2 separate regions of the Homo sapiens genome follow, and region 2 is linked to region 1. Evidence: chromatin loops called from intact Hi-C (ENCODE). Cell type or tissue: PC-9. All regions are shown on one strand. Links, peaks and the distances in the headings refer to the core of each region. The heading gives the core; the rest is flanking DNA.

The links. Peaks named below come from ENCODE experiments on the same cell type or tissue, not always from the same donor. Only the 100,000 strongest peaks of a DNase experiment are listed, where the experiment ranks them.
Region 2: it touches region 1 in a loop (8-fold over the local background); 1 of 110 quality-filtered maps calls a loop at or near these places.

What each region holds. Positions count from the first base shown.
Region 1 is chr3:193,850,011-193,857,179 of GRCh38, forward strand. No RefSeq gene overlaps it. Among named protein-coding and RNA genes, the nearest start is that of LINC02038, 9.6 kb to the left of the region's middle. In PC-9, for the core only: no CTCF peak of the experiment used is centred there; DNase peaks (open chromatin) are centred at 1,691, 2,501, 3,851 and 3,951; H3K4me3 peaks cover 1,317 bases; H3K27ac peaks cover 4,461 bases.
Region 2 is chr3:193,943,345-193,950,513 of GRCh38, forward strand. No RefSeq gene overlaps it. Among named protein-coding and RNA genes, the nearest start is that of LINC02026, 57 kb to the right of the region's middle. RefSeq lists enhancers at 1-1,345, 166-816. In PC-9, for the core only: no CTCF peak of the experiment used is centred there; a DNase peak (open chromatin) is centred at 3,857.

The DNA.
Region 1 (7,169 bases), core at 1,496-6,495:
ACTGGGTTCAGTTCCTATGTGGTTCCTGCCTGGAGTCTGGTTACAGTCAGCTGGAGGCCCAGGAAGGGATCATCTAAAGACTCAACTGGGATGGGCGTGAAAAATGGCCTCTTCCCCCACATGCGTGGGCCACAGTCGCAATGGCTGGAAGAACTGAGGCCTGAATAGGTGGCCATCCACATGTGACTCATTTAGGAGTCCTCACACCATGACAGTCTCAGGGTAGCCATACTTCTTACATGACAGTGGTTTTCCTCAAACAAGCATTCCTGAAGACCCAGGCCACACTGCAAGGCTTCCTATGACCCACTCAGAAGTCACACGGCATCACTTCTGCAGCATGCTGGTGGTCAAAAGCAAGTCACAGAGCAGGGCAGGTTCAGGAGGAGGAGACTTCACAAGGACATGGACCCATGTCCAATCAGAAACCTACATCAGGAAAGAAAAGTGAAACTTCATTACCCTAAGCATCACTGAAAGCAACACAGGGCAAAAATAAAAACTTCATGTAAAATATATATGTTTAAATAAAATACCTTAAGATATTTTAATAGGGCTTAGGGCCTCAGCTGTATATCGTATTGCACATATTATCAGGATAAACCTATAACACTTTGGGGCAAACAAACATTTGTGAGTCTCTGCAGAAGACAAGAAACTCAGAGTTTTAGAGAATGGCCAAAATCACCCCAGGGAACCTATAGGAAGCATTGCTTGTTGGTGGGGCAGCACTTTCAGCATTTGATGTAGAGCCTTATGCAGGTTTTCCTTCAGATCCCGCTTCTTAACATGTGGGCAGCTACCTGGACTGAATGAAAGGTGCTGGGAGTTAAAGACAGGCCAGGAAAACAACAACTCACAGGTAAGAATGTTCAACACATTTGTTTGTAGCAAACAAGAAAGAACCTCGGTGTCCAACAGTAGAGGACTTGTTACAAGCTGTTATGTTCTTACACAGTGGAAAATTATGCATTTGATACTGCTTAATGAATTTTAATGGCAAAGTGTACAACAAACCATCAGGTGAAAAAGGAGTCAATATACAAAAGTTTGCATGAAATATTCCAATTATGTTCAAATATGTACATGCACAGAGAAAAGGCTAAAAGGTTATATATCTTAATTTCAACAGTAGATATGTCCACATAGCAGAATTATTAAAATGTTTTAACATGTTTTACTTTGTGCTTTTTGTATTATACAAGTTCCACACAGTGAGCACATATAATTTTCATAATCAGAAAATAAAATTAAGAGTGAGATGAAACTCCAGTGGGAAGTTGGGGCTGCGTCATGGCCCCAAGGCCCCCCCAAAAGCCTTTTATCCTGGAGCTGCTAGGGATCAATATATTATCTCTTGTAGATGTGAGGCCTTATCAGCTACTACCTTAGATCAATACTGTGTGCTCTCATGTAAGTTTCTTAACTTCTCCATTCTCTGGTTATCTACTCCATCAAACAGGGGAGTTGGACAGTAGGATTAAATCTTTAGAACTTCAGAATTTACAAGCACTTTCTCTTATCCTATTCCTCTTCACAATAGCCGGATGGCAGAATCAAGGCAAGCCTTATCACTGTTTGGCCTATGGGAAAACAGGCTCAGCAAAGTCAGGTCAGTAGCCCAGGGTCACACAGATGTTAGGCAGCGGTGAGCATTCAAAACCAGGTCTTTGGGCTTTACTCCAGCAGATCTGACTGGTAAATCAGGATTCCTTTCCTAGATCAACTGTAAACTCCCATCCTGTCATAAAACTCCGGCCAAAATTTCTGCCTTCTGAGATCACATATCCTAGGACTAATGTCTTTCTTGTTTCTGTATTCCAAGGATCTTAAAGGCAGCTCTAACATCTCCTTTGAGTTATCTCCAGTTCTGTCTGCTCCTGCTCAAATGACATTGTATGGGGTCCACACACCATTTTAGAATCCCAGAATCAGAATTGGAAAATATATTTAAAGGTCATCTGTCCTAAGAAGTCCCTGTCAGTCTTTTACAGAAAGCCTCTCATCTGAAAAAGTCCCTCGACAATGCTCCCAAGGGGGTCCTTGGGCCCAGGGCCAGGGCGATGAAGTGCCCTTTCCTCTACCGAGTGGGGAGACATACACAGGTGACCTTAATTCAAAGAGGGAATGTTTGGGGCTGCAAAGTTTGAGGCCGAGTGACTCAGGCCTTTTCACAGGGACATCGTGCACAATGGAAAGATCTGAAAGTTCCAAAGGGAAAGAAAACCAGAAAGGCCAAGACAACTCACACACACAGAAAGCCAGCTTAGAACAAATCCAGAGGGCCAAGAAGAAACCTGTGGAAAAAAATCTCTCTCCTAAGAGGGCTCTATTGTGTGTACTCTGGGTCAAAAGAGCCTCGCTCTGCAGAGCGGCTCTCCCACCTGCTGGGATTCTCCAGAGGAATCCTTTTTCTTCCGTCTGAGTTCAGCAAACTTCCTGCTTCCTCTACCCAGCGCAGCGAGCCCCTCTCTGTACTGATCAGCAAGGGTGACAGGGCTTGGCAGCCATGGTGGCAGCTTGCTGGGGCACTGGCACAAAGTGACTTCGTAAATACCGCAGCTTTGATAATTTCTTGCTTCACTGGTCTCTTGGGATTCTTTCCATCTGCGTTAAGAAAACAAAAAGTTGGACCTCCCTCTGCCCACAAAGTTAGATGCTTTTATTTTGTGTAGGACTTAAAGAAATAGATATCTATTTCTATACCACTTCATTGAGTAATATATACTTTTTAATGGGGGGGTTGGCAAACATTTTTAAGTGCCCCCTCTCCGAACCTCAATGAAAGCTTTGTTAATATAGACATTTACAAAGTAAAACTTTATTCAGTTTGAAATGGAAACACTTGGTTAGAATCCCAAATGACTTGTATGCATGAAAACTGTTATGCAGAAAAAATTCCTACAATGGTTTTTTTTCCTCCAAATGAAATTCTTTTGTGTTAATAAATATTTCTTCATTTATGTCCAATCTTAGGGTGCTCACAAAGAGATCTCCTTAGGTTACATCCCTTTGTTTCTGAGATTTAATGAAAGAATTTTATGTAAGTTAAAGAAAGGAATTCTTGTTAGATTTATATATCAAAGTAAACCACAGACCTCAGTTATTTCGCCCAACTTGGCCACCCCACCCCATCTGATGTCAGAGTCTTTCTCTAATACTGTCTTGAGTCAACTGTGTGCCAGGATAGTGCCTGCTGGAAACTGGATGGAATTCTCATTTAATTATCACAACAGCCCTATGAGAGATGTGAACTCTCTGTTTTCAAATCATGAAACTAAGTCAAGAGAGCTCAAGAAATTTGTCCGCTATCACAAAGCTAAATAGGACTGTGGGACAGAAAGACTCCTAAGCCCAAGGACTTTTTAAATATTAGAACTTCTCCTTCCTATGGTCATCTAGTCACTGCTCAAACCCTCCCTACACACTGCTTTCCAGTTGGAGGCAGTTTTTGTTGTTTTATAGTGTTCTTCCCTGTCCTGAGCCTTCTTGTAAAGTCCACCTGTAAGTTCAACCACAAGCATGATTTTATACCTCAGGCAGGAACCAGATCTAGAGGGCATTCTAGGAGGAGTAGGCTAATAACCACATACTAGGAATGTGTTGTTTGCAAGCTGCAGGTCAGAAGAAGTTGAGGCTGGCATACAAGGAAGTATCATTCTAGGGCTGTGTCAGGCCAAGCCCACAGCTTCTGTGCTGTGGATAAGGATAAGGGACGCTGAGTTTTAGGAAGTATAAGGGCTGGCTGATACACGAGGGGAAAGCAGACAGTGAACCTCAACCCCCACACCACAGGCCCAGTTCACAGGAAGACAGCTCAGGAAGGAGACACAGGTTCTGATAAGATATAAGCTCCAGATCCCACCCTGCATTTGTCTGCAAGCCATTTCCTGGTTCATGGATGGCAGTGACCTGGAAATATGGACCACAGAGGTCATGATTCTAGAAATGCTGCCCTGCCTCACTAAATTCCCCAGCCAGCTACACCCTCTGCCTTCACAGCCCTTCGTATAGACTCCTTTACCACATAGTCTCATCATGAGTTGTTTTAATTAGTAGTCTCTCCTTTAGCCTATGCCCTTGTAGTTCAGGGGTTGGTAAACTATTACCCATGGGCAAAATCTATCCCACTGCCTGTTTTTGTAAATAAAGTTTTATTGGAACACAGCCATGCACATTCATTTTTATATTGGCTATGACTGCATTCTCTACAGCTTCAGAGTTGGGTAGTTGTAATAGGAACCACAAAGCCTAAACTACTTGTCACTTGTCCTTTTATAGAAAAAGTTTACCAACCCCTGTTCTTGAGAGCAAGGACAAAGTTCTATTTATCTTATATTCCCATTAGGGTCTTGTATCTCCAACATTATAGCCATACTTTTAAAATCTGTAAAATGACAGTGATATCTCTGTCACAGAGATATAGTGAAATATAAAGGAGATATTAATATATTTGGAGACAGGATATGCAAAATGCCTAGCACAGTTCCTGGCATAGGACAAATACTCAATAAGTATTTAGTGAATGAAGCAGAAGGTCAATCCACTCCAAATGAAATGATGCATGTGAGAGCACTTTGCAAACCACAAAGCTCTGTGATGCCATGGTGGGTTACTATCATCACTGTCAAATACAGAAATGTTCTGGAGCAAAGCCGGCTCTCCCCTCTGGCTTTCTTGATCCTGATCTTTTGGGTACAATCTCACATACAGTCTTAATTTAAGCGAATTCATAACCCAATTTTTACATGGATCCTATCCATCCCTCTCTCTTACCCTCTCCCTCTAGGTACTGGTTCTTAGGTTAAATCTTGAGTTCCTTACGTAAGAGTACCAAACAGTGACGGCTCTGGTGGTTCCGTACTGAGTCAGCCTACCTAAGCCCAAAGGACATTTCCCAGATTTTTCCTTCTTTCTATGGCCCTCGTTATGGTTGGCCATAAGAGAAATTGGCATGAGATTTGGAAAGCAGACCAACCATCACAACACTTGAAGGTTGGTGCAGGGCTACAGGTGCCATCACAGCTCATGAACACAAACAGACACCAGCATTTACCTACTTGCTTACCTCCTTAGCATGGAGCAGCGGCCAGTTCTGCAGCTCCCCTCAGCTCCTGCTGAGTTTTGGCTCAGGTGTGTGTGCACCCCTATGGTAAAGGGCACATACCTCTTCTATAGGGTTAGTTGTGGTGAAAGACAGGGAAAGGTTCCAGGTTGCCCTTGATCTCTCCTGTATCAGGTCCAGCTTATCTTCCTGCATCCTTCTCCCACTATTGTGAGAAGTCTAATTGCTATGGGAAATTATTTCATATCACTAAGAGTGACTCTGCCTCCCTGATGAAACCATGAGCAAGAAAACCTAAAGGATGAGTTCTCTGAATTGGTTCTGGAGTTGGCTCTCTGATCTGATTATATTTAAAAGCGTTAATGACTCTGATGCCAGTAGTAAAGGGGACCTGGTGGTAACAAAAGAGTTAATTACATTATCACCTATAAATACCTGTAATTAAGTGCCTATAGAAGGCAGGGCTTTGGATAACCAAGTAGTTGCTTCTGTACAATATTTCAGCAAAAATAAGGAAGATACAGATGTTGATAGGTAGCTTCTAGGTTACTGAAGAACTTGGAGAAAAAAAAAATTATGACTAAGTTCCCAATACAAAGACTAACTAAGGGAAATCTTTAGTTCCTGTGGCTATAGGGCAAATATTTCTGAAAATCAAACCCAAGGTCTAATTTTGGGAAGAATTATGCAAACTGAAATCACAACCTCACAGAGTATCTTATGGTAAAATTAGCACATTGATTAGGAAGAAGTGTGGTTCTGAGCATTGGGGTAGACATATGGGCAGATTCAGATGAAGCTGGGAGCTAGAACTTGAATTTTGCTGAGCCTTTTTTGCCAGTAGTAGAAGCACTCCCTTCCTAGCTAATGAGCTCACCTTGCCTAAAGAAACTGCAATGGCCTTTCACCGAGCCTGGACCAGAACAAATGACCAGAGGTGCCTTGCAAGAAACTACTGATTCTCCTTAAGACCTACCTACTCTCAATTCTTCTCATTGCTTCTAGACCTATAACTAGACTCAAGTTTCAGCAGGCTCCAGGGGTTAAAGTTTAAAGTGTGATCCATGTGAAACTGTCATATACATCAAAAGAATTATAAGCTTTTTCCATTCATAGTCACAGAAACCTGAGAAACATGTTTAGAAATGGATCTTAATGATGTTGAATCAGGGAAAGAGGAAGATAATGCTGGACCAGGCCAAAGATTTCAATACAGGTACACTGGAAAGAGATTCTGGATTCAGTGTATTACATTGAGTAACTTAGAGTGATTCTAACAGTTTGGTTCATTGACTAAAACCTAGACAAAATGGTGGCTTATACCTAGGGCAATTGAAATACTAGAACTTTCTTGATATGGAGAAAGGTACCCAAATGCTTAGGGGGACCAAAATGCTGGGGTAGATTTATTATGTGAGGCCTGCTTGCCTATCACTTTCTAATTATGTCCCCAGGAGGGGCCAGAAGACACTCCCTTCATGAAGGTATTGAGATATGGTACACAGACCAAAAGAGAAGCCCCAGTATCTGTAAAGAGCCTATGGTACGTAGTAACTATAACCAGGAATGACACGGAAACTGCTGCCACTTAAGTGCACTCCACAAATTCACGGGGATGATGGGATGCCCAGGTATCAGAAGCCAACTGGAAGACACTCAATCACCAGACATGAGGTAGTTACTGTAATGAACAGCAGAGCCAAAACATTAACTGGAATGGTTTGATCTGCAGAAGGTTGATCATGGTGTCCCTGAAACTGAAATAGATGTGTGGCCTACTCAAGTCTTACTTGATTTACGTAAGTTGAAAAGGTCTGGGTCTGGTGAAAGAGGTGATGATCACAATAGAGAATCATGACATCCCTAATTAATTCTGAGACTTCAGCCAGTTCTTATTCAAATGAAAGGGGAGTGGATCCCTTCAGGAAGGAATCTACTACTTGGCCCAAAACTTATACAGTAAATCTTTTTTCCAGCATTTCCCAAAGGAAGTTGAGGACATCTATCAGTATGGATATGTATTTGGAAAGAGAAAATTACTATGCCTTTTAGCAATTACTAGGTGTTGGCTCTAAGCTGACACTAATTTCAAGAGACTGAAAAT
Region 2 (7,169 bases), core at 1,121-6,120, 93 kb after region 1:
CCTGTGGGCCACTTTGGGCCGGAGCTACTGATGGGAGCTGATTCAAGAGCCTGGCCCAGCCCTGTGGCTTTGATGGGCTTTCATCCTCCCGCCTGCGCTCCTTGGCTGGACGCCTGGGGAGCTGCATAGCCTTGCCCCGGGCTATCTGCTTTCAGTGGGAGAGGTCCTTCTCTCTGAATACAGGAGGACCCGGAGGTGAGGAGGTGAGACTTGGGCACTCTCGTCTCTGCAGCCTGAGAGCTGAGCCTGCGCCAAAGCCATCTGCCTTCACCCAGCTTTCCCAAGGAGCAGACAAGATAAAGGACAGACGGAATGAACACTGAACAACTTGTTAATGATTTTATTGCAGGTTAAATCAAATGTCTCCAGTAAAACTACAGGAGAACTGCTTTAACCTTACCCTGCTGTAAATATGTATTAACTCAATTACTATCAGCAATTAAGGCCTAGTTTGGGAACACTGGTCTGAGACAAAAAAGACATTATCATCCTGGGAAATGAATCCAGAATAAAAGGAATTTATTCCACCTGAGCTAATGAGCAGCTGTATGGGGATGGAAATGAAGGCCTTTGCCTCGGAATTGCTTTTGACCGTTCATACAGGGAGAGGAGAAAAGGTTCGCCTTTACGTAAAGCTCTTGGAAGCACATTAGGGACATTGTTACAATGCAAATGAGGAAGACCGTTGTGTTTGGGTGGTTTATGGGTTTAGTAAAAGGAGTAACATTTCAATTAGTGGGGAAGGAATGAGAACCTGCCTCAAAGAGGCTTAATTGGCAACTTGGCTTTCCCAGGGGGCTTTGAAGTAGCATCAGAGAAGGAAAGTTTTCAGAGATGGGTGGAGAATAGAGCAACTATAGGGCCCTTGCTGTGCCTGTGAGAGGGCAGATGGGGTGCTCAGAAGGTAAAACCCACAGCACTACACAAATCCCAGCCCCGCGCGAGCGCCCGCTCCAGTCTTCCGGGCTTCTGAGTGGTTTTCTCCACGCCGCTTCTCCCAGCTCCCCCCTGAGAGCGTCAGGACCCAGCCGTTTCTAAAGCAGGCAGCCTCCACGAAGCCATCTCGCTTCAAAGGCTGCAGCCCTAACCTCACCAGTGTGGAATTCCTTTTTTCCTTCTCAAGAGCCCCTGTTGCTGGGTCTCGAAGTTTAGTCCAGCAAACTGGGGAATTCAACTCCTAATTGCAGTGAGTTATGGGGGAGGGTGCAATATTGCATACAAATGTGTATTTTCTGTGCATGTGTGTTCAAGGACTACAAAGTCTGAAGACTGAGGATTCAAGTATGATCGTACCTTAGGGCAAGGGATTGCACAGGTGACTCGTCAAGGTGGGGCTCTCAGATTTCACAAGTCGCAAAGGCATCCAGATCGACATTATCCTACGGTCTCGTCTTTCCTAGCCGTGGCATCCTCATGAGGTCTTTGTCATGTAATTCATGCTCACAAGTCACTCAAATCTTCATGCATCTTGACTGATTTGAGGTTTTACTTCTTAATTCAGTCATTCACAGGGTATGGCAAACTTTTTGTTTTCTAACATGGAGGAACTCTCCAAAGGAAATGTTACAGATAATATGCCAAGATAATCGTTTGCAATGAAGTCTGGAAGAAAATTCAGCTAACCCTGTGTTTTAGCTGCAAGAGAGCAATCTGACCAGGGGTTTGGAGAGCTGTCCAAACCAAGCCTCTAAGTGGTATGCTGGTCTTTCTGAGCTTGAGAAAAAAAGAATGAAGAACTTCCAAGTGACTCCACCAGTCCCTCGGTTCTCTTGATGTTGACTTTGGGGAGAACGAGTTCAACACCCTTCCCATATGCGCATCTGTGAACGTGGATTGGATTTTGCTTGAGATCTTAGCACTGAACCCTGAACTAAAGGAGGCACTATGCCTCCATCTGAAGCAATCAGTCCCCAAAGCACAGGACTCTGAGCCAGGCTCTCTCCCTTCATCCTCCCCTCTCCTGCGGGTGGCTTCTCCTGGAACACTGGCTCATATCTCTGGAGCCTGTGGTTTGGGGATTGCCATTAGCCAACTACAACAGAGCCTGGAGAGTTTACTTTGGGTCTAAAATGGGAACTGGACCCACTCTCTGAGTAATGCTCATCACTCAGCAGGTCTCAGCCGGTGGCCTACAACTTTACAATTGACCCCTCTTCCCACCACCGTGGGTTGCTGTGTAGAGCAATCACTTCCCTCCTAAGCCTCATCTCCTGCTGCCTCCTCAAAGTTGCGATGGTTAGAAAACATGGCATCTGTATGCACCCTGCACGTTCTTGCATGCCAGGAAAGCTGAGCCACCATGCAGTCGCATGGCATGTCCGATCCGTCATGCCACTGTGAGGAAACAGGACGAGGACCAGAAAATCAGCACAGCAACATAAGTTCCTGACTGCTGCTGTGAGTGGACCGGAGATGCTGCACCAGTGACCCAGTCACTGCAGCAACTAGAAGCTGGGATTGACTGGATGCCTTGGGACAGCACAGAATCCATTTCAAGTGCTGAAAAGGACCTTAATAATATTCTAACCAACATACGGATGGGAAACGGAGGCCCGGAGAGGGAAGATTCCTACCCGGGTGCCTGCAGGGAGAGAAGGGCAGAGCTGAGACCCAAACCCAGGTGGGGGTACTGAGGCCAGTGCCCCCTTCTAATATGACTGAATCTCAGCTTCACTTTCCAGTGTGTTTTTGCCTTGGCGAGGGTGGAAATGAGTTTCCAAAACTCTGCAAAGAGAGAGGTATGCGGAGGGGCCAGACAAAGCCCGTGAGCATTTACCATAGATCTCTCTAAAATGGATAATCAATCAAGACGTTGTTGTATACTCTTGCCTCCTTGAGGGAGCATCTTGTGTACTTTCTCCTTGTTCCTCAGACCCCTTCACTATAACCAAGGTTGCCTCTGTGGTGAGTTCGTTAACGCTCGGGAGAAAATTCTCACATTAGAGCATTATTTTCAAAATGCACTCTTCAATGTCCAAAATATTTCCATTCCCAATATCTCACAGTCTTTTTTATTTTTTTATTTTTTCTATAATTTCAACTTTTATTTTATATTCAGAGGGTACGTGTGCAGGTTTATTACCTGGGTATATTGCAAGATGGTGAGGTTTGGGGACACAATTAACCCTGTTACCCAGGTACTGAGCATAGTACCCAATAGTTCGTTTTCCAACCCTTGTCCCCCTCTCCCCCTCCAGTAGTCCTCAGTTTCTATTACCGTCTTGATGTCCACGAGTACCCAGTGTTTAGCTCCTACGCCTAAGAAACAATATGCAATATTTGATTATCTGTTCCTGCATTAATTTACTTAGGATAACAGCCTCCAGCTGCATCCATGTTGCTGCAAGGACATGGTTTCACTCTTTTTATGGATGTGTAGTATTCTATGGTGTATATGTACCACATTTTCTTGATCCAATCTACCAGTGGTGGGCACCTAGGTTGATTCCCTGTCTTTGCTATGTGAACAGTGCAGCAATTAACATATGAGTGCATGTTGCATAACCTTTAAAGGCAAAAAGACATGCTCTATTATCCCATTTTTACAAAGAGGAAATGGGTTTTCAAGAGGTAAAGTAACTTGCCAAAAGCCACGCTCCCCACAAGTGGCTCATACAGACCTAAAGCCAAGTCTAGATCGAAGTCCAACACTTTGCAGAATTCTAGCTTCCAGCAGGAAACAACCTGACTTAGACAATACCTCATTATTTACTTCTCCTCTCTGGGGACAATGAAATTAATGTTCCTTTGAAACATGAGAGTTTGGATAGATGACCACATGTACTTGTCACCACCTCCTCTTCTCTCCTACACCTGGTGTACAGGCAAGGCTTTGAAGAATATAGTGAGTCATTGCAGTCCCCCATCCCTCTTTCAAAATTCCCTGCAGCCGATGAGACCGCTGTCCACACTCACAAACTTACCCTCCCCATTGAGAGTCTGGCATCATCGACGTCTCTCTCAGAGCCTGCCTACAGAGGGGCTGGCCATTGTTCTTGGATAGATGGCTAGACCTTTCAGCCTTCTGTTTTAAAGAAACAGGATGTGGCCAGGCGCAGTGGCTCATGCCTGTAATCCCAGCACTTTGGGAGGCTGAGGCGGGCGGATCACCTGAGGTCAGGAATTCGAGACCAGCCTGGCCAACATGGTGAAACCCCATCTCTACTAAAAAATACAAAAATTAGCCGGGTGTGGTGGCAGGCACCTTAACCCCAGCTACTTGGGAGGCAGAGGCAGGAGAATCATTTGAACCTGGGAGGCGGAGGTTGCAGTGAGCCGAGATCAAGCCATTGCACTCAAACCTGGAGGACAAGAGCGAGGAAAAAAAGAACAAGACATGAGAAAACACGTCAGGCAATCTGGGGTTATGCAGAGGCGATAAAGTCTCTTCATCAATTTTGCTACTTGGGAGTTTCTTCTGGAACATATGAGAAAAGAAGTGAATAGCTAAAGGTGGAAAAGATGAGCTAAGCCAGAGTGTTCACTCCCTGGACTAGAGTCTCGCCAGTAAAGTAGATAACAGAAAATATTTCAAAGATGAGACAAGCAGCAAATAAACCACTGAGAGAATAAAAAATGACTTCCTCCCAAATTTCTTCCCCCCTAAAAATACAAAAGATACAAGATATGTGGTTTTTTTTTTTTTTTTTTTTTTTGAGACGGAGTCTGGCTCTGTTGCCAGGCTGGAGGGCAGTGGCGCGATCTCGGCTCACTGAAGCCTCCGCCTCCCAGGTTCAAGCGATTCTCCTGCCTCAGCGTCCTAAGTAGCTGGGACTACAGGCATATGCCACCACACCCAGCTAATTTTTTTGTACTTTTAGTACCTTTGTACTTTTGTACCATGTTGGCCAGGATGGTCTCCATCTCCTGACCTTGTGATCTACCTGCCTCGGCCTTCCAAAGTGCCGAGATTACAGGCATGAGCCACCGCACCCAGCCCTCATGTGTGCTGCTTATATCTGACATAGGAGACATTGAACTCACACTCCGAATCTTGAGATATTAAAAGTTTTAAGAGATAAATGAGTTCCTCTTAGACAATTATACCTTTATGTCTGCCAGACTCAAATGGGATTTTCTGTAGAATCGTATGGTATATGAAAATCTTCTTTTATTGCAGCCGTTGGAGATGTGTGTGAGTATGTGTGTGTGTACATGCATATTATGCATGAAATTTTGTATCTTCGTTCAAGCTGTCACCCATCTCTCATCTGGAAAATGGCAATGGGATTAAAAGTGCCCCTGGCCTTGAGCCAACCTCTGCCAACTGTGTCTAAGATGCACATCTCACCACTTCCTCCCTTTGGCTGACACCTGCCCAGAGCTCCCCATTGTCCACCTGATAGAGTCTACCCTCCATAGACATAAAACCCCCAGTCCTTCTTCAACCCTCCATGCTCATCATTTCCTGCCTCACAGTTTATGTGCCAAGCAACACGGGGCTCTTCCTAGTTTCCTGCCCTGGTGTCTTTTCTCCTCCATAACCTTGCTTATGCTAGCATCTCTTCCAGGACCCAACATGCTTCTCCCACCTGGACCCCTATTCTCCTACAATGCCCTGGGTGTATCTGTAACTAGCACTTAGAATCACCTGTTCTGGTGTCTGTGTCTGCCACTAAACACACAATGTATGAAGAATATCATACATCAAAAACCACCCAAATCTTAAGTATACAACCAGCCAAATGTTTTCAAATTTCAACCAGCACCCAGAACAAAAAGCAGCCACTATATTTTTGAGGTCAGAGGCTGAGTTTTGTTCATCTTTGTAACTTTAGCACCATGACCAGTAGCTGGCATGCAGTATGTATGGTACCAAATGGTTGTGGAATTAATCAATGAATGGTTATTTCACTGTCTTTTCCTTCTGTTTCACTCATTTACGTTTTCTAACTATTCTCACTTTACCTAAGTTGACCAACAGGATAATTCAGGATTTCTCGCCCAGGCTTTGAGAGCTTGAGTTCTGAATGCTGAGGGTTGTGAAGGAATGTTGGTAGTTAGGGGAAGAAGCATGGGGAGCAGCTTGGCTGCTGACCACCAAACCTGGATAGGCAACTTGGTAAGATCCAAGACTCAGCCATAAGTGAAGATAAAAGTCTTTTCTCTTCATAAACTTCAAGCTATAATCTCAGCTGCCAAAGCATGTCACAGTAACTACCTCAATTAAGAATCAATGAAGAGATCACTAAAGAATAGAACATTTTAGCCTTTTTGCATTACAGCTAAGAAAAGGGAACAGGTAGCATTCATTTTTTCCACACTCAGCCTCTGGTGCCAGGTACCAGCATCGCCTTAAGTTGACAGCTGGCCCACACCTGAGGAGCAAAGGGTCTATTCTCCCTGCTTTCCATGTAAGCAATCATAGGAGGTGTACTATAAAGAGAGTGCTCCCTAAATATTAATGCCCCCATCCACACGCTTCTCTGAAAAGTCCACATTAGGAAGTAGTAAACGTACCATTTAGTTAGCATGTACTATGTGCCAGGCATTTGATAAATAGCCACTTGCACACATTACCACATTTATTCTTCATAACTACTCTCTCAGGTGAGTGATATTATCCGCATTTAACAGGTGAGAAAATTGAGCAATGGAAGCTGGGGTGTGACCTCATATCTTTGATTCCAAACCTATAGTAACTACTCTATTATAAACAAACTATATAACTTGCTTCCTCGTGTCCCTGCAACTGATGAGAAGACCAGTAGTGTCGAGGTTGAGAAACCCTTCTCAGAGGACTCCCCAGAACGAACCTGGGAACTTCAGACAGACTGGGTGGGCCTCCAGCCGGGCCTCGCAGCAGAATCAGGACGGGTCTGTCTTGCTGGCATGCCTCACATTCTCAATCTCACTGCTGGAAACCCAGATTCAATATTACCTGAGGCCGAAGCCTGAGTTCTTATGGTAAATTTTCCCCTGGGGAGTTAGAGTTTCTCATTTATGTTCACCCAAAACCTTACTTTGAAAGAACTATTTTGGAGAAGTTCACAGTGCACACGATGGAAGCATTGAAAACATCTACTCTTTCCCAGGGGCAGTCAAGGGAGATAGGTCCTTCTGAAATGGAAGGGAACCACTCCCCAAAGGAGCATTTCTGAATGAGAGATTAGCAAGGGTTTCCTCAGCAAAAAGCTCGATGTGAGGGCAAGCATCCCCTTCCCTGGCCT